Regions from separate parts of the Mus musculus genome. Here region 1 is linked to region 2. The links are chromatin loops, found by intact Hi-C in ENCODE. Cell type or tissue: heart. All regions are shown on one strand. Links, peaks and the distances in the headings refer to the core of each region. The heading gives the core; the rest is flanking DNA. Region 1 overlaps Plcb4 (phospholipase C, beta 4). Region 2 holds the start of Plcb4 (phospholipase C, beta 4).

Evidence for each region. Hi-C counts contacts between places; a loop is a spot of excess contacts. Peaks named below come from ENCODE experiments on the same cell type or tissue, not always from the same donor. Only the 100,000 strongest peaks of a DNase experiment are listed, where the experiment ranks them.
Region 1: it touches region 2 in a loop (2.5-fold over the local background); 1 of 42 quality-filtered maps calls a loop at or near these places.

The regions. Positions count from the first base shown.
Region 1 is chr2:135,753,116-135,765,736 of GRCm38, forward strand. All of the region lies in intron 2 of Plcb4 (phospholipase C, beta 4), which reads left to right. Among named protein-coding and RNA genes, the nearest start is that of Gm14210, 54 kb to the right of the region's middle. In heart, for the core only: no CTCF peak of the experiment used is centred there; a DNase peak (open chromatin) is centred at 6,866.
Region 2 is chr2:135,658,419-135,671,039 of GRCm38, forward strand. It overlaps Plcb4 (phospholipase C, beta 4), which reads left to right and starts at 1,129. Exons shown (of 39, transcript NM_001355153.1): 1 at 1,129-1,312. In heart, for the core only: a CTCF peak has its summit at 5,533 (motif pointing right); no DNase peak of the experiment used is centred there.

The DNA of each region.
Region 1 (12,621 bases), core at 5,507-8,006, 96 kb after region 2:
TTCAAGAAAACATCAGTTCTTGGGACACTATGTGAATCACATAGGATGTTAACATATTGGAAGAATAACATGCCTAACTGTAAATATGCATTTGACATCTGAATCTGTCAGCTTTCTAATGCTTTGACAGTAATAACCCTAAAGACAAGAAGGCTTGTTTCATCCTTGGGCTCAAAATTAGTTATCCCCCTGTTTTGGGACTGTGGCGTGGCAGAATATTATTTGTGGTGAAGAGGTTCTCTTGTGATGGTGGCCAGGCGGTGGGTGGATGGAGGGAGAGAACAAAGAAATGGATGCCTAGTAAGGCGGGGGACAAATGTCCAGTGTGGCTCTGCCTCCCAAGATTAGCCTATGCAGGTCTGAGCTCACTGTGTGGATAGTTCCCTCAGGATGTGGTCGCCTCTTGATTGTATCAACAGTTGGAGGCCATAATGCCTGAGGGGAACATTATGTATGGAATCCACAAAAATATCAAATGGGTAAGGAAGGCAGGGCCTCCTCCTTTCTGAAGGTGCTAGCCCTTGAACACAGGGCCCCACACTTGCTTGGCAAGCCCTGCCACTCAGCATCATTCCTAGCCCATAGCAAATTCTAATCTTAGGAAGGGAAGGAAGACAGTTATAATATGGAATTTAGGATAGTATCTTTGATTTCCTCCCTCCTGGAAAGATTACCATACTTCTCATTTGTTGGATTATTTTATGGAACAAAACAGAAAAGGGTTTTCTTTGCACATGCACTAGATCCACGACGTCACAGTTCATAGGTCAGAGGGCTGTGTTAGAAGGTAATTCCTCTCTAGGTATATATGTAAAACACTAGTGATCTGTTGATGCGTCTTTCACATTAAACTTTGTTCCACTGCATGTCTTCATGATAACTCTATTCATGATGTCTCTCTCTCCAGTGAGATAGAGGGATCCCAAGTGACAAAGCAAGTCACAAAACTGCCGCTTCAGTCACACCCTATAGGGATCCTTAAAGTCCTTCCCACGTGACAGCCATTCAGAGTACGTTTTAATTCTGCTGTCACTGAATGAATCTCATTGCGTAGTGACCATAAATGAATGTATTTAAATAGGAAGCCTTGCATCATTACCTTAAAAACAAAGTGAAAGAGGTGGAGTTATTCAGTGTGAAGTACATGCTGCCTTGTGTCAAAACCCAGAGTGGAAATGGAGGGACTCAGGGAGGGAGGGAGGGACAGGGATAGAGGGTTTTAGAAACTACACCATGTCATCAGATCAGAGTTATTGGTCCAGCTTTCTGGAGTGGGGTTCTGGGCTTTCCCCACTCAATCTGCAAACCACTGAACATTGCGGTCTATCAGTGGGAGTGATTTTCATACTTTGGAAGTAGCTTGTCTAAAACATGAAGATCCATTGTCTTCAGAATTGCCTAAGGACAGTATGGCTGAGGGGTGGTGAGGGGAATCCGGTCTGTGTTTTCAGTCAGGCCATTTAAAGATGCTGCATGAAGTATGAGCCTTAAAGCTCCATTGAAACATTAAATAACACTTCTGGGCTTCTTTGTGGAGAGGACTATGGGTGAGTTCTATTTAAATTACCTCTGAGAAGTGTGGTTGCCCTTTAATGTTAAACCAGACTACTTAAACAGTAGTTTTACAGTAATCCTGTGTGATCGGAGCACATAGCCCGTGATGCACTAGAGCACTTGCAGACTCAGGCCAGAGACACTGGAAATAGCTCCTCTTTGGTTTGAAGTTGACAGTCTCTGAATAGGTGGAGTCTGTGGTTAATACAGGATTATTCGAAAGTGACTGTGCAGAAAAGGGAAATTGTGTCTTTTCATGTGCCAGGTTAGGATAAACAGTTTATCATGTTTTCATATGATGGGAAGGGGTTTCTGTTAGTGTCCAGGTTTTCGTATAATTTATGGATATAATCAAGACTTATCCATATAAATAGTGATTTAATCTACATTTGAAGTTTTTACTCAAATCTGATCATATAATTTCCTGAGGGGGGTGGAGGGAGGAGGGAGAGAGGTGGGTGGAGAGTGGAGGGGAGGGCAGAGATATTTTCTTGTGTTTATGACAGGGTCTTATCCTATATTGGCCTCAGATACACGGTGTAGTCTGATCCTGAATCTGAGATAGCAGGTAATGCATTGATAGATGTTGACCCCAGTGATTTGTGCATGTTAAACAAGCCCTCTACTAATTGAACTATATCCCCAACTCCTGATTATGTCTTTGTGGAATCCTTCACATTCTGCAAATCCACCAGTTTCTATGATTCATATGAATCCATATTCAGATGATGTATAGACAATAGCTCTTTTATCTCTCCATGGGCATCCTAGGAATGGAGAGGTTTCAGCTTGACAGCGTATTAACAAGTTAGAGATGGTGAATGTAGCAGACTTAATTCATGCTTAGCGTTCCTATTTTCAAGATAAGGTTGTACATAGGTATTTAGTATCCATATCTTGCATCATAGCTGTAAGCAGGTACCCCAGTGTTAAGTATGTCTTGCATGCTTGGTAAAATGATTATCGTTGTCTGTTTACTGTGCTGGTGAGCATCTGGAAGCTTCTGATAGGTCTTTAGCTTGCCAAGTAACTCCTGGTTAGGAAAAGAAGGTGGTCATATTCCAAATATATATAGGGACTGTGTATGCACACTAAAGCTCTCACAGGCTCTATGTCACAAGGGGCTGCTGCTGCACTGTAGCCTGGAAGTGTGGTATGATGGTTATACCACCTTTGGGTGGGAGACCCCACACCACCTCGCTGGCAGATTTCATCTGTTGCCTTCTGAGCGCGGAATAAAGGACTTCAACCACTTCACTTCTCTTAACAGTGCGGCTGTGGTTTATGTAGAGGTGACTTACATCGTCTGCTCTGCCAGGGCTAGGTTTTGGATCCCAGCTAGTTGGCAGTGTGTCCTGCTTTGGACATGAGGTGGGAGCTGTTCTAAGTAGTGAGATCATCAAGGGTACACTTGATGTTTATTCTTTAGTGTATACTAGTTTATTCTTTAGTGTATACTAGTGCCCAGTAGTGCCAGCACACAAATTATGCAACTCATGCTTGAAGTCTGTGTGTGTGTTACAGATTTCTTTAAAAAAAAAGGACCCGAGTTCAGTTTCCAGTACCCACGTCAGGAAGACTGAAACTATAGTTCCAAGGGGATCAGATGTTTTTGGCCTCTTCAGGTACCTGTACTCACATGTATATACCCACAAAACAGACATACATGTATATACATAATCTAAAAAAATAAATAAATAAAAAGAAAGCATTTCCAGCTTTTAGAAGTAAGAAAGAATGTAGAAAATTATCTTCAGGGAGTTAGTGACAAACTTCTCTTATGATTTGTTTTTATTTATTTGTGTATGTGTATATGTGCATACCTGCCACTGTTGTGTATAGACTTTCAGAAGTCGGTTCCTTTGTTCCACCATATAGGTCCCAGGAATTAAGCTCACATCATCTGTGAGGTGCATGCAGGGTTGGTGACAAACACCCCTTACCACTGAGCCATCTTGCCACTCCAGGCTGATTTTTATAATAATATTTTGATAATTGAATAAATAATATTGTAATCTGTTTTCAAGACCATGATGGAGACCACCTGTGTTTTTACTCTTTTCTCTGTGTGGGAGGTGAAGCCTACAAGAGACGGGCAGCATGAAGAAAAGCTGTGTGAGTGGCATAGTTCAATTCCACTCTTTAGGTGTTGAGGACGAGGAGAGCAGACTGTCTTCTCATGGGAAATCACTAGGATGGCGACTTGGAATAGCATAGGAAGGAACTTCAATAGTGGCCAGTCCTCCGATGGTTTGCTGGAGAGAGAGGCCTCTGGAGCTGAGGGCCAGCAGCAGGCCAGTGATTAAAACAGCAAGTGACTCCAGCAGAGGCATCGGAGTTGGAGAGGCAGCTGTCACCTTCCTGTTGCATACTGTGTGTCAGCCCATGAGAGTATGAGTATGTTAGCATAGCATATTTTTTCTGAGTTATGTCTTACTAGTTGGGCATGATAATCTTAGCGTTTGGGAGGCGGAGGCAGGAAAATAATACATTCCCCAGAAGCTTCGTCTACAAAGTGAGAATCTGTCTTTTAATAATGCCGACTTTTTATTTGAAATATCTTAAATTTTTAGGTTAAGTATCATCAGCAATTTACAAGTAAGGAAACTTAACTCGGTAAATTTGACAATTAATTCCAAGTTATATAAACGGCTAGGACATCAGCAACTAGAGTTTGAATCTGGGTCTATTTCATTTGAAATCTCAATTTCTTTCTACAGGTTTCTGGATTTTTTCGTACTTGTATTCTATGTTTAGCAGTTATCTTGAGTGGTCCATGCTTTTGACCATGAGTTGTATAGTTTTGCAGGGAAGACATGTTGAGTGGTAGACTCAAGGTGAGATATTGTCTAGCATGCTTGGACTTGCCAGAGGAGTCATAATGGAAAGATCTACTGTTGGATATCTGATATCTATACTGTAGTCTCAAGACCATTGTCCGTGTCCTCTAAGCGATTACTAGACAGGAATGCAGAACCTTAGGTTCCACCAGAAGACCCAGTCACGGTCCACACACTTTACAATGTCCTCTGTTGATTTATGTACAGCTTGCAAATTGAGATGCTCTTGTTTAAACTGCTGTGATTGCAAGGTGCCACCATGAATTCCTGTGTAGCTGAGCTGATTCATGGGCATAGAGAGCAATTACTGTATATTAAAGTTTACTGTGTACTTGTCATAGAGTTTCTTAGTAGTCTAGTAACCTTTTTAGGTAGATAGTTTTTGTCTCTACCTAAGAAATGAGAATATTGAGCAGTAGAAGGTTTCTATATTGTTGAAAGTTAAATGTCTGATTCCAACCAAGATGAGTCTGATTCAAGTACAGTGCTCATAACTACCCCATTGGTGATGGGGGATTATCTTTAAGTTTCGAGCTGTTGATTGCGAGTCTGTTAACAGTGATAGCAAAATTTGACTTTGAGCACAAAGCATGGGCAATCCAAAAATTGTATTCTGAGAAATACAATTTATTTTTGTGATTCCAAATGAAGAGATAAAAATCAAGTCAGGCCTTCTGAATAGTCACCATTCTTTCTGTTGAAGGCTGCATGCTTTTCCTGAAGTGCAGTGACATGTTCAGGTAGGAGCTGGAGGGCTGGTGTACAGGTTAAGAGTGCTGAGTTCAGTCCTCAGCACTCCAGCTAGGTGACTCCCAGCTACCTATAAGTCTAGTTCCAGGGGAATTTGACACTCTTTTCTGGCCTCCAAGGGCACCTGCATACATAGATACACACATAAATAAAGATGAAAATAAGCCCATTAAAAATACTAGATAACCTTTAACTCCAGCATTCGAGAGGCAGAGGCAGGAAGATCTCCAAGTCTGAGGCCAGCTTGGTCTATGCAGGGAGTTCCAGGATAGCTAGAGCTACACAGAGAAACCCTGTTTCAAAACCAACCAAACAAAACTAACAAAAACAAAATCCTAGGTACCAGAGAATTTAGAAAGAATATTGTCCTGTTGTTTCTGTTTTTTAAAGCTAATGTTTTCTCTCCCTTTAATGACAGTTAGTAGTAAGATAAAGTTCAGAAGTGATATTATTATTAGAATTTAGTAGCTCTGCATCTAGGCATGCAGTGAGGTGCTTAGAGCAATGAGCATCAGGAGTCAGAGAGCCACTGGCGATGATACAACCTAGTGATATTATTATTAGAATTTAGTAGCTCTGCATCTAGGCATGCAGTGAGGTGCTTAGAGCAATGAGCATCAGGAGTCAGAGAGCCACTGGCGATGATACAACCTAGTGATATTATTATTAGAATTTAGTAGCTCTGCATCTAGGCATGCAGTGAGGTGCTTAGAGCAATGAGCATCAGGAGTCAGAGAGCCACTGGCGATGATACAACCTAGTGATATTATTATTAGAATTTAGTAGCTCTGCATCTAGGCATGCAGTGAGGTGCTTAGAGCAATGAGCATCAGGAGTCAGAGAGCCACTGGCGATGATACAGCCTCAGATGATGCTGGTATGTTCAGTTAATCTTTGCTATGCTTGTTCTTCCTTCTGTGAAATCGTTTTGTTTCATGACCACTAGGTAGATGACCCAGGTAGACCAGTTGGATGTGATTTTTAGCCTGGCTTCACTATGTTGTACAATAATGTTCAGTGATAATTTGTCCTTCATCCTTTCTTTCCTGTCCCACCGAGTTGACTGATTATACTGCATATCATTTTTAGAACTGATTTTTGTGATGTTAAAGGGATCAAGGACACCACTAAATAACAGTTTTTGCTTTTAATTTATAGATAGCTGAGAGCTAGAGAAAAAGAATGGTGTGATTATTATTTTTTAAATATTTTTGTGTTTGAAATGAGTGGAAAAAGGAGAGGAGGCCTGCGCCTCTACCTTTCAATAGTTTTATTTATCATACCACAATAAATAAATATCCTTATGCTTTCTTACGATTCTCAGTAATGATGATAATGAACACCAAGTTAGATGTACTATTTAGAATGGCTAGGGCTAACCATGCTATGTGCACGTATCCAAGAGAACTGGAAAGACTGGTATTCACTCTAGAAACGCAGCTCATTTGTGCACACAGGCTCTGCAGTGTTAATCATAACAGTAGTGCATCTGGTTGAAGTGTAGTATCAAGGAAGTTAAGCCCTCTGAATCAATTCACTGTTTAAGAAGCCTGAAAGACATATTGTCCCTAGGGGAAGAAGTGGAAGTACTCTTACTTAACACAGCTCTAAAAGCAGCTGTTGTTTCCAGTATTTGTCTGATGCACAGGCCTTTGTACTGGTGTGCTGCCAGGGACCAGCCTGATTTGAGCCAATTGCCCACCACAGCCAATTTTATGTTACTCGTTACCGGTTTGATATCATCAAACCTGGAGCTGGGAGGGTTGTGGAAAATTATCATTTGTAGGGCTATGCAGGATGCTTAGCAGCAACTAGGGGAGGGGAAGTTGACACCCAGAGGGGAGGGAGTGAAAGGAGGGTGGGAGAAGAGGAGGGAGGGGACTGCTACAGAACTGTAAAGTAAATAAATAAATAAATAAAACAATGAAAAGAAAAAAAGAAAGCTCACAAAATCCCATCCTGTATTAAAGTCATTTTTATACAGTATAAAGATACTTGTTTTATTCCAAGGTTCTCGAGTATAATGAGTAATAATGGACATAGTCTTGATTCCTGAAAAAAAAAAACAAAAAACAAAAACAAAAGCAAGCAAACAAACAAAAACCCCAAAACCAAGAAACTTGAGGTAGACTTAACGAAAACAATAAGGAAGGTAGGAGTGGGTATGGCCACAGGACTGCACTTCCAGGACCCCAGAGGTTGAAGGGCATTCCTAGCTACTTTGTGAGTTTGAGACTAGCCTGTGTAGGAAACAAGGGAATGAACGTGAGGTGAGTGGGAGGCTTTTGTGGAGAGCTGTTGTGTGAAGGTGTCTCGTTTTTGTCTGAAACTGTGAAAATGAACGTAAGTGTGGCAAAATTCTTAAATAGAAGAAGTGGTTTAAATCCTGGTATTAAACCTCAGAGGGATAGCTGCCAAATTAAGTGGAATGCAGAGAAATCAGAATCATCGTTAATCCCAGTACTGATAAGACCAGGGAGGCGGATCTCTGAGTTTGAGGCCTTCCTAGGGTACAGAGTGAGTCCCTAGGACAGCCAGTGCTAAATAGTTGGACCGTGTCTGCTGCGGGGGGGGCGGGGGGCGGTGGGGGGATCACCGTCTGAAAGTCCCAACAGTAGAGGGTTTGCGTGGTAAAGGGCAAGGCAGAGTCCTTGGGTGGAGGGCAGAGCTGCAAGGCTGCTTCTCACTTCTTCCACAGGTGCTTGTCTATTTCTTCTTTTCCTGTAATTTGTTTATGTTGTGTTTTTTAGTTTTCAGAACTTTTTTTGTGGTAGCAAGTCATTATTAATGTGACTAGCAGTATGAAATTCATCATTCGTAGAATTTATTAGTTTTAGAGAGTATTTATTGATGCCAAGATATGCGATTAAGATAGCACTCCCACGCTTCCCTCTTCTCCAATCTCTTGGTCATGTTCCTCATTTTTCATATTGGCAAGAAGGGTAATGCTTTTATTATGCTCAGAATACCATAGGTTATAGGCTTTCAGTTCATAATTAAATATATTATGTTGCAAACGCCAGAGCAAAAGAACGTACAAACAAGGAACGCAAGAAAATACAGCAACAGTGCAGAGCTACATGGCTGCTGGGAACCACAACAGAGGGGGTAACTCACTAGATGGGAACCCATGAGCTGGCCTTCTAAACAGGGAGAAGGGCAGATGCCTCCCTGACTGGCAGCAGGCCAGAGGGAGGAAATTCTTATCACCTTCTGTAGCTCGAACATTCTAAATGAACTCATGTTACTTTCACAAGGAGTTTTTAACACTGTCTTGACCTATAACCAGTTAATGGCACCCAGCTAGTGGGTGTGGGTGTGGCCTCCTCTTTTGCAGCTGGGTGCCCCCAGTAATCAGGCTGAGCGCATACCTCAGTATGCTAGAGCACTGCAGGGCAGGCCTTACACACACCTCAAGCTTTTGGCTTTGTGGTTTTTTCTGGATTCTCATGTGCCCTCCTGAGGAAAGTGAGTTCAGTTCGATTTTCCAGATTAAAAACACGAAGATTTTTGGGAAATTAGGCCATTGGCTCGACATCCTATAGGTTCCCTAATCATTTCTTGGTAATGTTATATTTAAATTATATACATGAATATATATAATTTTATAAGCTTTATTATTAAAACCCATTGCAGGTAAATGAAAACATACACCAATATTAACTAGACCAAAAGTCCATGAAACTCAGAGAGCTCTGTCCGTGTAGAAAAGGCATTCAGAGTAGAAGCTTTGACGCCTCACATTAAATTTACGCTTTTAATATTGAACAAACTTTATGCATTTATTTATCATTAAAAAAATACATGGCAGACTTAGCATTAGGAAAACAATTAGCTTTTGGTCCTCGTTCCTAACCTCGCTGTCCTCTTCCTTAACAGTCAGCATTTCTTGCTCTTTCCTTCCTTATTTTAAAAATAAAATATTATTTTCAACATATGATAGTATTTCTAATAGAATATTTTATTTGTGATGCTGTTTATTCAGTAGAAGCTATATTTGGGAATTAAAGATGTAGTATTTGTTTCAAAAAACAAAAAGACAGGCTTTTAAGTTAATTTTAAAATGAAATGTATTATTTAAAACTTTGAAGATAAAAAACAGCTCATACCATAATTAACAAGACCTAAAGGTCCACCCACATCACTGAGCCTCTGTATCATTTGGGTAGCCATCCTGGACGTGTGGCGCTTCACACTAGATTCCTCCTGTTTGGTAGTGGATTTGTGTGTAAAAGTACATTTCGATAGTTAAGTATATAATATGTGTTCCTATTAGAAAATTGGAAGCGGAAGTTTTCAATTTTACTTATTTTTTAATATTTATTTATTTAATTAGATGTGTGAGTGTTTTGCCTGTGTATATATATGTTTGCCCTGTGTTTGCCTAGTACTCCAGGAGGCCAGAAGAGGACCCAGGATTTCCTGGAATTGGAGTTAGAGGTGGTCATGACCTGCCATGTGGGCATTAGGAACTAACTGAGCCGGGGTCCTCTATAAATGCAACATGATCTCTTAACTGCTGAGTCATTTCTCCAGCCCCTATATTTAAATTTTTTTTAAATGAAAAAAAAAAAAAGGATGATGCTGGGGCTTGAACTCAGGAACTTGTATGTCTACTAAGCATATGCACTGCTGTGGAACTTCACTTCTGTTTTTAAGGAAGGTGACTGGAGAGAACCTCCTGGGTGGAACCTTGTATTCTGCAATGGGTGACCACATTGCCACCCATGTTCTGGAAGGTCTGTCCACATTCCTGTCTTTCAATTAGAACGGTAGCTGTGTGGGGATTGCTGGGGTTGTGTGAGGACTACAGGATGCTGGGGCTTGGGACACATGAAGTGCTTGCAGTGGGAATCAGGTTTGACAGTTGGCCTCTGGGATGTGCACCAGTCTGGTTGAAATGTGCACATATGGATGCAAGGTCTATTACATTGTGTTTGGATGGTGGTTTTCAAGATTGCTTCTGACTTGGTTTCAGCATATGTGGTGCCCACTCCAGAGGGTCCATTAGCTCAGTGTCAGTCTCTGACATTTAGCCTTCAGTATTTGAGGATAACAGGTTATCATAACTCGGCCTCATGCCCACTGTGGCAGCTGCAGTGTCAAAGGAGATACCAATTCTTGTGAATGGATACTATGTTATCTCTCAGATTTGCCATTTTAAAGTAGTCAGTGGCCATGGTGGTTACTAGCTGGTATTGATTTGACAGGACCTAGAATCACATAGGAGACAAACCTCTGGCTATGCTGTGAGGGATTGTCTTGATTAGATTGAATGAGATGGAAGAGCCACCCTTAGGTGGGTGGCATCCTGCCCTAAGCTTGGGTCTTGAAGGCAGAGAGAGGAGGACGCTTACTGACAATCACCATTCATTGCTCTGTTCCCCCTGATGGTGGACTCAGTGTGATCAGCTACCTCAGACTTCCGGCACCATGACGTTTCTCTGTGAGCAAAAATATCTACTTAAGCTCCTTTTGTCAGGTAATCTGACAGATTACTGAGATATTAGTCATCCAACATCTGTACAGCAGGCTTTCTTTTCATATGCCAGCATTTGGGGTGAAAATGCAAAAGATACTTAGGCTCTGAAGAATGTAGAAATTGACCATACTGTTTTATCAGAGCTATTATTGCATGTTGGGACATAAGAGGGACCCAGTTCCGTGACTTTTTAAAGATATTATCTCAGTGTCATCATGGTGAACTAAAAGTTAGCAAATGGAATGTAGAGTTATAAGCGTTTCCCAAATGGTATTGTAAATAGAGTTCTCCTTGGATATTCTCAAATGAAGAGGCCCAGGATTAAATAATTCTGGGAAACAAAGCATGAGACATCCCATCTAATCGATTCATCGGCAATATGTAGTTATCACACTCTAGAAATCTCGCAATGTAGAAACCCATTTATAATCATATAGGCTAGTTGTTGTAAAATTTGACCTGAAATATCGTTATGCATTCTGTATTATTTGGTAGTTTGGAAATGCTGACATGTTTACTATAAAGTTAGCACTTACAGATGGGCACATCTGGGGACTTGGATAAGTATATGCATTAGCTTGTTTATTTAACATCGAGGTGTATTCCGCGTGACAGAAAGTTAATTCTAGAGCTTCTTTTAGACAGGAGTTCACAGTGACTTCTCTTTATACCGCCAGACACTTAGGACTTACGAGTTCTATGTCCTTTTTGACACCCTCAAGGTACTGTAGAGGAGGAACATGGGCAGAAGATTGGCAGGCAGATCAGAGAGAGAGTCTGAACAGGCTTTCCCATTTCCCCATGTCCTTCACTGCAGACTTTTTTTTTTCCTTTAGGGGCTAGATCTTAAGGTTTTATTCTTTTGTTTGTTTGCTCTTTTAAAGGAATGCAGGTGCAGTTTCTACATTTCCTCTTGTAATGGACACTAGTTTCTATCTAAGAAGCACTTCTGGTCCTGTTCCTGGCTGTTCTCTCAATCCAAGGCAGCGTTCCTCCAGCCTGTAAAAAGCATTTGCTCTATTTGCCGTTCTGCTTAGAATAGTTGAAAGAGTCCCTCTCAGCCGCTGTCTGTCTATTTTGTTCTGGCCAAGGGCAGTGTTTGCCCTGCCTCTCAGTCTGACTGAGGGGTGGGACTTTTTTTGTTCCCTGTTGCCATTACTGCCTGTGTGGGCTTGCTCATCCAAGACTCCTGCTCCTTCCTCCTGTTCTGGAAGGAGAGCGCCTGTCTAGAACTGACTGCCCTGGGTACAGCACCTGCCTCGGACATGCTCACAGAAGCGCATTTATGATCGGGTAAAGCTTACTCCTCTTTAGGTAAGAAAGGGTATTGAAAAGTGGTTTTGTGGGTATGGGAAGGTCGGATGGATGCAAGCAGCTCTGATAAGTTATTCTGTGCTCTTCTCAAGAGCAGGTGCAAGTAGATGCAGTTTCTTAAAACTGTGTGAATCACCCAAACCAGAGAGTACATGTTTATGAATTATTTTCTCTCTTTTCTAATACTATGACGCATTTTTAACAAAGTCTATTAGACATTATCATTTTGTACTGTTTCTGACAATAATCTGATACAGATTGATTTTATTTCTTATTGTAAAATTTTCTCAACTTTAACGGTAACTCCTGTAGCTTTTCCATAAGGCACATATGGATACCCTTTGATTGACTGATAGGACTCTTCTGTTTATTATTGAACACGGTGTATGCAGCCCTGGAGGAATATGGGAAATAGATGCACTTTTTGCCGAATTTTGTTATGAGTATAAAACCACTCTGAGAAATAAGATCTATTTTTAACAATTGAGAACTCTCTTCATAATGTTTCCCTTGAATATGTCAGTGTAATACAAGAAAGCCCAGGTGACGTGAAGTAATATCATACAGGAATGACCACAGAAAGCAGATTTATTTTTGTCTCTTGTTCATAATTAATGAAGGCATGATGCAGACAATTATTTATTTTATTTCAGTTGCCCACATTTTTGGTTTAATTATATT
Region 2 (12,621 bases), core at 4,112-6,611:
GGGTTTTCAACTGCTGTATCCACGGTGCCTGGACTGTTCCTTTGTGCCTACACTTCTGCCCTCTTCTCCATTTTTTTTTTAAGCTAACCTCTAAACCGACCCCTTTCCTCTTGACCCGCCAGCCCAGTTCAGGCAGCTGAGCATGCCCAGTTCAGCCGCCAGCATGGGCCCCAGTCCCCAGTGCGCAGGTGCCACGTCTCCGGGTTTTGGTGGCCGCCGCCAGGCAGGAGAGGGAGGAAGCCGAGTGGCCTCGGTAGGAGGAAGCCCTCGGGGAGTTCCGGAGCGGCTCCAGTGTAGGGTCTCCACAAAGGGTGACGCTGGATGCACATGGCCAGGCCGCCTCAGCAGGACTTCGGGCACCCGGGTGTCGGTTCAAAGGACAAGGAGAGCTGGCCACAGCGATCCCCAGCATCCCTGGAACCGAAGTCTGGGGGGGGGGGGTGGAGTGGGGTGCACGTCTCAGGATCACTTGGGGGAAGACTTTGGAAATCACTTTCTGGCTCAGTGTGAGCCCGTTGTAGTACTTCCTCCGGCAGATTGTTTTTCGGGCTGAATGAATAAAATCCCTGTCTCACAGTGCCTGCTGCAGTGTACAAGCTCTCCGTGTTTGTTCAATGTAACATAGACGAAAGCGCAGTTCCCGCTCCCCGCTCCCGGTTCTGGCTGGCTCGCACCCCCTCCTCCCGGGCCGGGCACCCGCTGAGTCCGTGGCCAGCGGCGCGTGGTGTCCCGCTGCTGGCTCAGCTCAGTCCCCACGGGCGCGCGCCCAGACCCTGCACCGGGAAGGCGGCGGCGGCGACCCCGGGACAGCCAACCCCCACCCCGGCCGGCCCGCGCGGCCCCGGTCCACCCCCAGCCCCGCCGGGCGCCGCACTGGGCATGCTCCGTAGCCCGGCAGGTTGGGGCTGCGAGGCGACGGCTTGGGCTCCAGAGGCAGCGTCGCGGCCGGGAGTAGGGGCGGCGGGCCCGGGGCCGCACGGGGCCCGGCTCGGCGGGAGCGGCGGGCGGGCGGCGCCCTGGGCAGCGGGCGGCCGAGGTGAGCGCAGCGGGGAGGCGCTGGCCGGTGGGGGGCGGAGGCGGCGGAGGGCGGGGCGGCGCCGGAGGGGCTCGGCGGCCGCGGCGGCGGGGAGGGGGTGGCGGCGCGCGAGCGGCTCAGGAGCCGCGCCGCAAACAGGCTCTCACACGCGCGCACACACACACACACACACACACACACACACACAGACACTCACACGCGCGCGCGCGAACACAGCGGGGCTCCCGGAGGCGGCGGTGGCCGCATCCCCGGCAGCGACTCGCCTGGAAGTGACAGGTAGGAGAAGGCGCTTTGGGTCCCGCCCGGGGATGCTCCCGCCGCTCCCAGCCCGCCGGGCTACTCGGCTTCCCGCGGGTGCGTCCCGGACGCGCGCGCGCGCCCCCGGTTGCCCTGCCGGGGACCCGGTGCAGGTGCGGGGTGCGAGGCGTCCTGCGCGGGAGGCAGGGGACCCCGCCGCCACCCGCCTCTCCGGCAATCATCTGCTACTGGGTTTCCTCTGCCTACCCGGACGTTCACCCTCTTCTGCGCTAGAAATAGCTCGGCTCGACGTGTATATGATTATTTTGGTTGGAAATAGTTGGCACTGTGCAACGCATGTAAATGTGTGTGCGTGTGCATCTTCAGCGTCTTCTGGGGACAGCTTACGAATGATAGACCGTTTCCAGTTGACACTGACAGGCTAAGCGCTCCTTCAGGACAGTATCTGGGCCTCCTAAAAGCATGTAAAAGAACATTGCTTTATTTTCAGAAGTTTAAAGTTGTTTTTTCTTAGTCAATTAGAAATTGTCTATATTGTACAATTTTTGAGTTTAGACTCAGTAAACTACTGAATCTAAGTGTGAAAACACAGAATTTTCCAATTGAACAACTCTAGAGTTATAAAGCCAGCATTTCTAGAAAGGCAAATGTCTTATATTCCACAAATATGCATGCATTTGAGATATGACTTTAAAAAAATAACCCTAAACTTCTATAGTGCTTCTTCCTATTTCTCTAAAGCAAGGGGCTTGAGATTTAATTTGGGGCAAAACATTCATGGACAGTCGCCATCTTTTGAAGTAGAAGTGGGATGCATAGTGGTCCATAAATTTAAATTATCCATTGGTGGAGATAATGTGTTGAATAAACATGGCTAGCAGTAAAGTCCATGCACAGGCAGGTGTATAATGCTTTGAAAAAAATTGAATTTCTCTTTTAAGGAAAAATCAGACCATAAAATAAAGATGACCAGGAAGAGCAACCAGTGACTTTTTACCTGGGTGGACTCCCAGGATCTCAGAAAGTGAAGAACTACTCTTTAGGGTAGGAAGATGTGTGTGTGTGTGTGTGTGTGTGTGTAAAATTTCAACTTAATCCTTTTAGTATTTTTAAGACTGATGTTTTTAAAGATGTGTTTGAACTGAGAACCGAATATTTTGAACCCTTCAAACTTTAATATCCTAAGTTGCAGAGTGATACAGAGGATGAGAAATTCCTCTCACTAGGATTTTGTGGTGTAATCCCTGACTGACTGTGTTATGTAATCTCGAATTTTTCCCCCACAGAACAGTCTTGCATAGTTTTCAACTGGTGTATTGATCTATTATATCATCTATTTTTTTTTTTTACACTGTAGACATTTAATACATGACTGGTGTCTTGGGGAGAACCTCGTGTAAGAAAAAATTACTTTTAAAATGGAATTTCACTTTCTGAGCGTTTTTATGTTGGTGAAACTGGTTTGACAGAAGGAGTGCATCTTCACATGTAACAGTGTGCTGCAGAGGGCTGAGTGTTGGCCTCCCAAGTGTGCTCTGCTCCCCTGCCCCCTCCCCGCTTTTATTACTCAGCCATCAGAACTTAGTTTTGATTTAGCTTTGATGATATCACTACCAGCTCTGAATTAATCGCTGTGGAAATGCTGTTTTACAAGTAACTGTCAAAACAGAATTTCAAAAGACTCCATTTGATCACAGAGAGCACATTTACATCTGTTGGAATAATTCTACTTTTACTTTACAAATGCACACCCACGCAGGAGGGCTTTGTGCTGAAATATTCTCTTTTCCGAGCTTTATATTTGTATCTTTTAAAATGTGAATGATGTTAAAACTTACATGCCTCGGAATCCAGGCTTCGTGCTTACTTTCATAGCTGATAGGGAAATATGGGAATTAAAAAAAAAAAAGAAAGGAAAAACCCTTAAAGCTTTCAAAAGAGCTTTTTAAGAAGTGGAGTTTAAAGGTTTGTATCACCCTTGAAACCTTTCATCCCATCCCCAATAGAGACCAATGGGTGCTGGTGCTGCTAATATATTTGTTTATCCTCTTTCCAAGAATCTAGCTGCTTGTAAATCAATTTATACTGCTGATTTTGTACAACATGGTACATCATTGGCAGCCCTAGTGAACGTGCTATTTTCTTAGGCTACTACTAATTTGTTTTCGATTTTGGTTCACTGGGAATTGAATGACTAAATGATTGCCTTGCGTTCCTGCCTACCTGCCCTTCATATGAAATCGGGTTTATACACGATTGTGATGTTGTATGTGAACCCATCACAGTGGCATGTTATGTTGTGACAGGCTGGGATATAAGCTTCTGGGAACAGTGTCTTGTTTGTCACCCCCAGTTTTTTAGGTGCAGCAGGCAAAACCCAAATGCCAGAATTGATGAATTGGTGGATTTTTATAAAGTTAATAATTAGCTGCCACTTTTTTTTTTTTAAATTTTAAAGTCTTCAGTTGCAAACAAATTACATATATTTGGACCAGAGCAGTTAGGTAATAGTGCTATAGAAAGGAATAGTTTTTGTAATTTTCACACTTTCAACAAATGCCTTGTTAGTGAACTCAGCTACTTTGGGGAAATATTACTTGATAATGAAAATTGTGAGGCACACTAGGACTCGTTTCGTGTCATTTGTGACCAGTTCCACTGCTTGCTTACTATCAGGGATGACACATGCTTTGAAAACCAGATCTTGGTGAGTTCCATAAAAGCAAGATGCGCTGCTTCTGATACTTAGAATGAGGTCAAGAATCCTGAGGATATTTGCTGATCACTGTTGGTAGTGCACAGCCAGACTGCAGTTTGTAAACAGTTACTTTTCACTTCCTAAGTGAAGGAGTCTGTGGAGGAGATGTAATCACCTTGTGAGAAATAAGGACATCCCCTAGGCTGACAGGCACCTGGTTTTACTGCTCAAGTTCAAATGTTAGCCTTGTTTGCAAGGATACTGTTTAACTCTCAGGGCAGTCCATGTCACTGTTTCCCATGTCCAGGTCCGTCAGACCCAAGGCATAGAACAACCTTGCTTCTATCCCTTCGTATTTATTTTTCTGTGTAATAGTTTTTTCTTTGATAAAGCCCCACCCTTTAAAGAAGAACTGCTTCTTCAAGCTGTAATATTGTTTTCCAGTTCTACCTTGAGTGTTCATGCCTCTAGTTCTTTACAGCCAACAAAGAGTGGGTTGCCTGCGGTGTGGGGAGACTGGAGGTGGACTACTAATACAGTAGCGAGTAGATGGCTGAGAATCCTGCGTTGTCCATATAGTTCAGCCTGCTTTCAAAAAGTTGTCCCTGAGTGATCTTTATTTGCGAAACCCATTTCACGTGAGTGGGAACCTCACTTTCTGAGAGCCTGGCTGGGTTCTCCTCCCTTTGGATGTTGTCATTCTGGGGAAGATGTAACCAGAGTTCCTAGTGGGAGGGAGGAATGCCCTCCCTTTCAAATCTTAGCCAGGACATCATTTTGTTCAGTAGAATGAATGGCCAGTTTTAGAAAAAAAAATTCCTGGTATGAACTGGACCCTTTCTCTCCTTTACTTTATGGAAGCAAAACAGGTGGACAGGATGGTAGGTCAGAAGAGGAGTTTCCTCTGAAGACCTCTCACAACTACTATCCATAAAACCTGCAGTGAGAATATGATACACCGTGTGAGCACAGAACAGTCTCTTTTCCCCTTTTCTGGGAGTCTCCCTCACGGTTCTCACATGATCTCTTGGGGAAGTCCAACTCTAGCTACCGAGAGGCAAATCATTAGTTTAGTACCCAGCACCCTTGTAAAGCCTTCTTTTCCTCCTAAACAATTAAAGGATATTATTTGGCATGAATGAACTAAAGTAGCCATTTCCATAGAGGCAGGAAGAACGGGTAACTCAGATTCAACTCAAGTGGCCGATCCAGAGAGAACACAGAACACTCATTCATGTTAGACAGCTCTTTTTCCCACCTAGATCAGAGGCCTTCACCTCAGTAGATCCATATCACCGAGGTCTGAACATAGTCCACGAATATTGTTGGTAGGTCCTTAATTTTTATCCATATCCAAGTGACAATTCCAGCGTGAACTAGAACCATTCATTGTTAGCCTTTGCTGTTCAGTGGGTTGAAAAGATGTGCATTTCAAATGAATTCACTTTGTTTTGTTTGTTATTTTTTTTAGATTTATTTGCTTTAATTTTATGTGTATGGGTATTTTGCCTGCATGTATGTCTTAGTATCATGTATGTGCAGTGTCCTAAGAGGCCAGAAGAGGGCATTGTTTTCTCTAGAGCTGGAGTGACAGAAGGTTGTTAGCCACCACGTGGGTACTGGGAACCCAATCCTGGCCCTTTTGGAAGAACAACAAGTGCTCTTCTCTGCTGCACCACCTCTCCAGCTCAGTGTGAGTTCATTTTAAAACTTGTTATTTTGATAAATATGATTCATTTCTGTGGTACTTATAAGTATTATTTAATTTCACACATTTGAAATATACTTAGAAGAGTCTAGAGTGTTTACCAGACTGCAAAACTGGAACCCAACCCCTACAATGTGAAGAACATTGGCCTGAGACATGGTCACTCTCAGAGTTGGTGGGTGGATAGGTAGGGACTCGTGCTTTGGGTTTTCCTTCAGGAGTAGACATTGAGAGCTTAAAGTGCTGGAATCAGCCATCCCTGAGTTTCTATCCTGACAGTGTCCTCTGTTGGCCCTGTAGTCCCAGGCATCCACTCAGAGCCTTGGTTGACTCTCTCATTAATACCCTCCTCCCCAAGCCCTTGGTTAAGGATGGTGCTGGATGATGGTGATTGGTGCTGGGAACAGCATTTCTGTTGCTGTGACAACCACTCTGCCCCTTCTCCTACTGATACTACCAGGATCACTACCCACAATCTCACTTTGCTCCATCAGGGTAGAGGGCATTGGTTTGTTTGTTGGAGCCATGTAGAAGCAGCTCATTTAAAACATGTAAGACATACTCGGAGTTCCATCTGGCAGTCAGGGAATGTTCCAGTGACCCCCACAGGCTACCTCCTGATGGCGGATCTTCCTCTGGACTCATCTCATCCTGTGACTGCATTTGGGTAGAGGAATACAACATTGCTCAGCTCTAGTAGCCTTAAAATTCCATGAGTGTGGGATTTTGAACTGTAATGCAGGAGCCAGATGCCATCCCCAGGGCCTCTGTGTCCTCCAGAACGGCTTAAAAAGAGACCATATTAAGCAATTTAGCTTTAGGAGGATGGAAACATGCATGAGAAGTGTTTGGGGACCACTGATGTTTAGGGGCACATGGTGCCTCCTTTGCTCCCATGGGCATTAGTGGGAGCATTCAACTCTTCTCTCATAGTCTCAATAACAACCTTAGTAAAGGGGAAACCAAACCAAACCAAAACCCCCAATCCAGATATTTGTCCAGAACTTGAAACATGCCACTCCACTTCATTTCATCTTTCTAGACACTTTTTTTTTTTTTTTTGCAGAGGTGGGGTGGGTGGGCTATGGAGTTGTAACAGTCTCTTAGGTTTACATTGTTGGAGAACTTATATTTGGGAGGCTAATCATGTGATGGGTTTAGAGTTGGGATTGAAATCTAAGTAGATTGACACTGTAACCTTTTTTTTTGTTTGTTTAGTTTTTCGGTCTAGCTGTGTAGCACATGCTGGCTCCAAACTTCACATCCTCCTGTTTTAGGTTCTCAAAGGCTGGGATTATAGGGAAGCACCATGTTAGCCCAGAACTCCAACTTTTAAATCACGGTTCCATGTTACCTGTAGTCATGTTACCTGTAGTTGGTATAGTGCATGCTGCAGAAGTCTCTCTCTCTCTCTCTCTCTCTCTCTCTCTCTCTCTCTCTCTCTCTCTCTCTCTCCCCACAAAACATGGCGAGGCAGTTATTTTAAGTGGCACGGCTAAGATGTAACAGATCTGGCAACTGCTGTGAAGATGGAATCGGAACAGCAAGTTGAGGATGAAGCCGTTTCCTAGTCTCGGTCTAGGGGTGTTTGTTGATACAGTTGCATGGTCTGGAAGGGTGAAGCAGGGGATTAATTGACGATAACATGGGCCGAGGACTAAGAGTGAAAATCTGGTATCATCTTTTCTTTGGCTTTCGGAGAGATCATAAGGGCGAGGGCCTGGAAGGACCGAGAAGTAAGTGTATTATGTGAAATTGCCAAATAATCAATAAAAACATTAAGGTCAAAAGGAAAAGTAAGGCCAGCTGGCAGAGTTCAATGGCTTCAGTGAGATTGCTGTGACCTCTGGTTGAGGAGCCAGGTAAACCACATACACAGGTGCTGTTGAACAGGTGTCAGGGACCTTAGGCATGGTGGCCTGTGTGTGTCCCTTTCCAGGAGGAGCTGCCAGAGGAGTCTGCCACTGCATGCACATTTTATGGTGAAGCGAGGAATCTGAGTATCTGGAACGTGAAAGTCCCTCATTTGAAAGTGCTTGGCTGGCGTTGGAGAGCTGGTTCAGGGTACTGGCTGGTTTTGTGTTTTCTCAGAGGACCCAGGTTCTAAGGTCCTAGGAGCTTAAGGACCAGGACCAGGTCCTAAGTCCTGGTGACTTAGGACCATCTGTAAGTTCAGTCTCAGGGGATGATGCTGTCTCTGGTCCCTGTGAGGACCAGGTACATACATAGTACACAGCTATGCATGTAGACAGAAACTCATACACATAAAATAGGTAAGTTAAGTAAACTAGGAAGTGCTGGGAAGTTGGGCTGAGGAGACTGCCCAGCTGGTACAACGTTTTCCACATAGAAATGAAGACCTGAGACAGAGCCCAAGGGCTATGTAACAAAGCTGGGAATACTGGGGTTACTCCAGAGAATTCCCGAGCCAGGGAGGTAGAGACAGGCAGATCCTGGGGCTTGCTAGACAGCCAGCATGGAGCAGTCAGTCATCCCCAGGCTAGTGAGAGACCCTGTCTCAAAAAAAACCAAAGCTCAAGGATGTTGCAACTGAGGAATGACACGGGAAGTTGACCTCTGGCCTCCACTTGCATGCACACAATCCATGTTATTGCCAAACTGGACACATTTGTGGCAGGAATTCAGCCTGAGAGTTCCCACGTCGGTCCTTTTGTCAAGTGTAAGTTCTCAGATGCACTGTGCCCTAGAAAATGCCATTAGTTTTATTTCCTTTTTCAGACTTTATAATTGTCTTTTAAAAGGGGAGGTTTTAAAATTCGTGATATAGTCTCCTTTATTTTAAATGAGCACAGAGTTCTGAATATCTGGCTTTTTTTTCCTCACCCCATTTTCTTTTTTTTGTTTTTTGTTTTTTGTTTTTTCTAGACAGGGTTTCTCTGTGTAGCCCTGGCTGTCCTGGAACTCACTCTGTAGACCAGGCTGGCCTCGAACTCAGAAATCTGCCTGCCTCTGCCTCCCAAGTGCTGGGATAAAAGGCGTGCGCCACCACTGCCCAGCCTCACCCCATTTTCTAAGGTACCAGCAAATATTCAGAGTTGGGAGAGGAGGGACATGGTTTTCAAGCTCACTACTTGACAGAGCTTTGAACTGTGATCAGTTTACCATAGAAAAACGAGTGACTTCCTTTATTACAGGGTCAGAGAGGCTCTCTTGCCTCTGTCACTGGCTGAATTCTGCAAATCATGGGATATCTCTCCCTGTCTTGACAGTTGCAGTGTTTATCCTGAACACTGAGAAGTTAGATCTGTTTCTGCAGGCAAGTATTTCAAGGCGAACCCACCCTAATTTTTTCCTCCCAGTCTTCAATGGGAGATCACTTTGGGTCAAATGGAAATGTAGCCCTTTGAGATGGGGTTCTCCTGTATCTACTGATGTTTGGTTATTGATTACATAGCCAAAGCCCTCTCTGGAATTTAAATTTTTATTTTCGCTGGCTTCTAAAATGATGTAAGTGAGCTACTAATATGTTCCAGTTGAAGTGACAATGCAGAAATACAGAAGCAATATGTAAAGTACTCTTTCCCACCTACACCCTCCCCAGATATAACCATTGGCAACAGTTGCAAGTGTCTCCCTCCTCCTTTTGTCCATTCATTTACATACACAAATACATATACGTGGTTCTCTTGTTATATAAATTGAATCATACTGTACATGCAGATGCATTTTTATTATATAAACTGCATCACACTACATTCACTTTTCTTAGACTTGCTTTGTCTTCATAACTGTATCTTATGATAATTTATTTATTGTCTGGATACTGGTTATCTTAGCTTTGTAACACTGTATACTGTCTGGTAAGACATAGAATCTTGTTGGGCTTTAACAGCGGGCTTTAACGGGTTTCTCATGACCGTACAGTGAAATATAGCAGATTTCTTTTCATTATTCTTCATGAGTTTGTGTGAAAAATTTTTTTATTACTAAAATCCAAGAAATAGAATTGCTTGGTCAAAATGGCTTAATCACCTTTAAAATTCAGAGAAAACACTGTCAAATTGCCTTTTTAAAAAAGGTCCTCGATAGAATTTCTGTCTCAGAGAACCTCAGGTTATGCATATAAATGGATCTTCAAAACTGAAACATAGCCCAAATTGCTACATGGCTTTACTAGTTCAATTAGAGTCAGTTATATTGTATACCCAGAAATGACTTTAGAAATAAATCATTTACTCATTTACTTAAACTCCAGCTAAGGGGCTAATGTGAAAGCCCTTTAATAAAGAGATATTTTGTGGAATCAGAGTGGTTAGCTTTGAGACTCTAGGCCTTCTCCAACAGGGACATGCCTTAAGCATCATGAGTTTGTGTTCAGAGAAGTCAGGGCCCCTAGGGCAGATGCACAATACAGATTGATCCTGACCTTGGGCGATTTAGCTCATTTGGGGTTAAGGATGCAGTGACGGTGTACGCCCAATCCCAGCACTTGGGAAGCAGAGGCAGGTGGATTTCTGAGTTCAAGGCCAGCCTGGTCTACAGAGTTACAGAGTGAGTTCCAGGACAGCTAGGGCTACACAGAGAAATCCTGTCTTGAAAAACCAAAAAATAAAAAAAGTAAAAAAAAAAAAGTAAAATAAAAAAATTTTAAAAAAGAATGCCTGTCAGGGCTTATAAATTCTGATTTGCTAATGTAGTCTCCTTTGCATGCTCTGGGTTCTGAGTCCCTGTGTTTAAATAATTACAAGTCAAAATTGTTTGGGGGAGAAATAGTATCTGTCCTGAACATATACATATTTGTTTCACACACTCTATATCTGAGCTCTTTCCCCAGCCCTGGACATTTTTTGATGGTTATTCCCTGAATAATACATTATTATACCTTATACTGTATGAGGTACCACCAATAGTGAGGTGATTTAAATATGAGGGGGGATGTGTAAACAAATATCACTCTGTTTTATCCAAGGGACTTGAGTACCCATCTGTGGAGTCCTGGCAATACAAACTGCTGGTTGCTGAACAATATCTTTGTAGAATTATCAAAGAATCTACCGTAAGCTAGGGCTGGCGGTGCTTACCTGTAAGCCTAACTCCCAGGAGGCTGAGGCAAGAGGATGTTGAGCTTGAAGCCTGCCTGAGTTACATAAGCATGACCCAGGCTCAGTACACCAACTCTCCAACCCAGCCCAACCCACCCACCAAACGTGTGAACAAGCCTAAAACAAAAGCTAGAAAAATTGGAATCCTGTACCTTCTCCCAAGAGATCTGGAGGGATCAATGGCAATGCTCTCTTACGAAGTGCCATGAGTGAGTACCCGAAGCTAAGTTTCCTTTGTTTGAGAAATGAATCGTAGACAAAAAGTACTGTGTACCTTAGAAACCGCGTTGCATTTTCATTTCAAGAGTTACTGGGGAACATAGTAAATCTAGGTCACCGATATTGACCTCTTTCAAAAGTAACGGTTGCGATCACTGTAATTATTAACAATAATATAAATCCACTTAGTTGCTTTTCAGAATTTGATGGCATGCTCTCAAGAGCTAGCATCTCAGGGTCAGGGTCAGGGTCAGGGTCAGGGTCAGGGTCAGGGTCAGGGTATCCTGATGGCAGTATATGTCAGGAAGTTGGAACCTTGTCTCTTTTCCAAAGATGGGTCTGAATCCTTCAGCCGTTTCTCCAGATACCTATTTTAAAAAACAAACTTCTGGTTAGCTTGTCAGGGATATTCAAGTCCTGAACATATGTCTTCTGTATGTTTATTTATTTATTTTTACAGCACACTGAGAATTGTAGGAATATGGTAAGATTCAGTTGGATTTGCTTGGCATTGAAACCTTGCGTATTCAAAAGAGTCTGTGCTGGGTTTATGGAAACCTTATAGTATGTCAGAGTTTACAGAAAATTTCCTTTGATGGTGTTGGTGAAAGCCCACTCTTCAAGCCTATGTCTTAGGACCTGACTAGAAGGTATGTGTAAACCAGGTCCTCTGGGGAGGGCTCTAAAAGAGACCCTTTAGAAATCGTGGGCAGATGGGCACAGTGAGGGTAAGTCCTAAAGGAAGGGAGCAAGAAAGACCGAGGCTTTGTGACTGGAGGGAAGGAGCAAGAAGAAACGATCTGGAGCTATGACCTTTGGAGGGGACATAGTGTCCCTGTAGTATCACAGCAAGGAAAGCAGGAATTCTAGTAAACCTACCTCTGTCATCTAGATAGGTGGACCCAGGTAAAAGCTACCGGGCAATGGTGGGCAGGGTGGGAAGGGATGGTAAATGGCCAGGAGAGGCGAATGGCAGAGCTCAGCTACTTCCCAGGCGGAGTAGGAGGCACTCAGACGAGTCACCTGTCGGGTCAGAGCAGAAACCCTGTAGTCTGTTTTGTGAAAAGGAAAATAAACCTCTAGCTACCACAATTAAATTGAAACCTGAGATTGTTCCATAGTAAGTATCACATGGCTGCTATCAGTAAGACTGTGGTTGTCCTTAGAGAAGCATTGGTTGACAGTTTTTCAGTGTCATTTGGAATAGACTGTTTTTCATTGGTAAAACCATAGAGTGGGAAACTCAATATGTTTATCCGATGGATTAGGGTTAGAGGTGCAGGGGATTCATAATGTCTGTCACCATTAAGTTGGCTACCTGGGAAGCCATTCCTTTGCTTTTAATATTTTGTTAAATTCTTTTATCTAAAATGGTGGGGGTGGGGAAGACTAGGAAGAAATTGAGTTATTAGTGGTAATTTTTCTTTGAAGAAGTCAATTTGAGAAAGTCTTTAGCATCCCTCGGTAGACATGAACAAGCTGTATTTTTCTCATTCATTCAGCAGAGCAATAAGACTCCAGACAGGATCAGCTTTAGCTTCTGACTTGCGTTTCTGCTCCTGGTGTTTGAAAAGGTGAAGACTGCTCTGTTGGGTTTGTGCATCTGTTCTTCGAGAACAAGCAATGGGACTTGATTAGA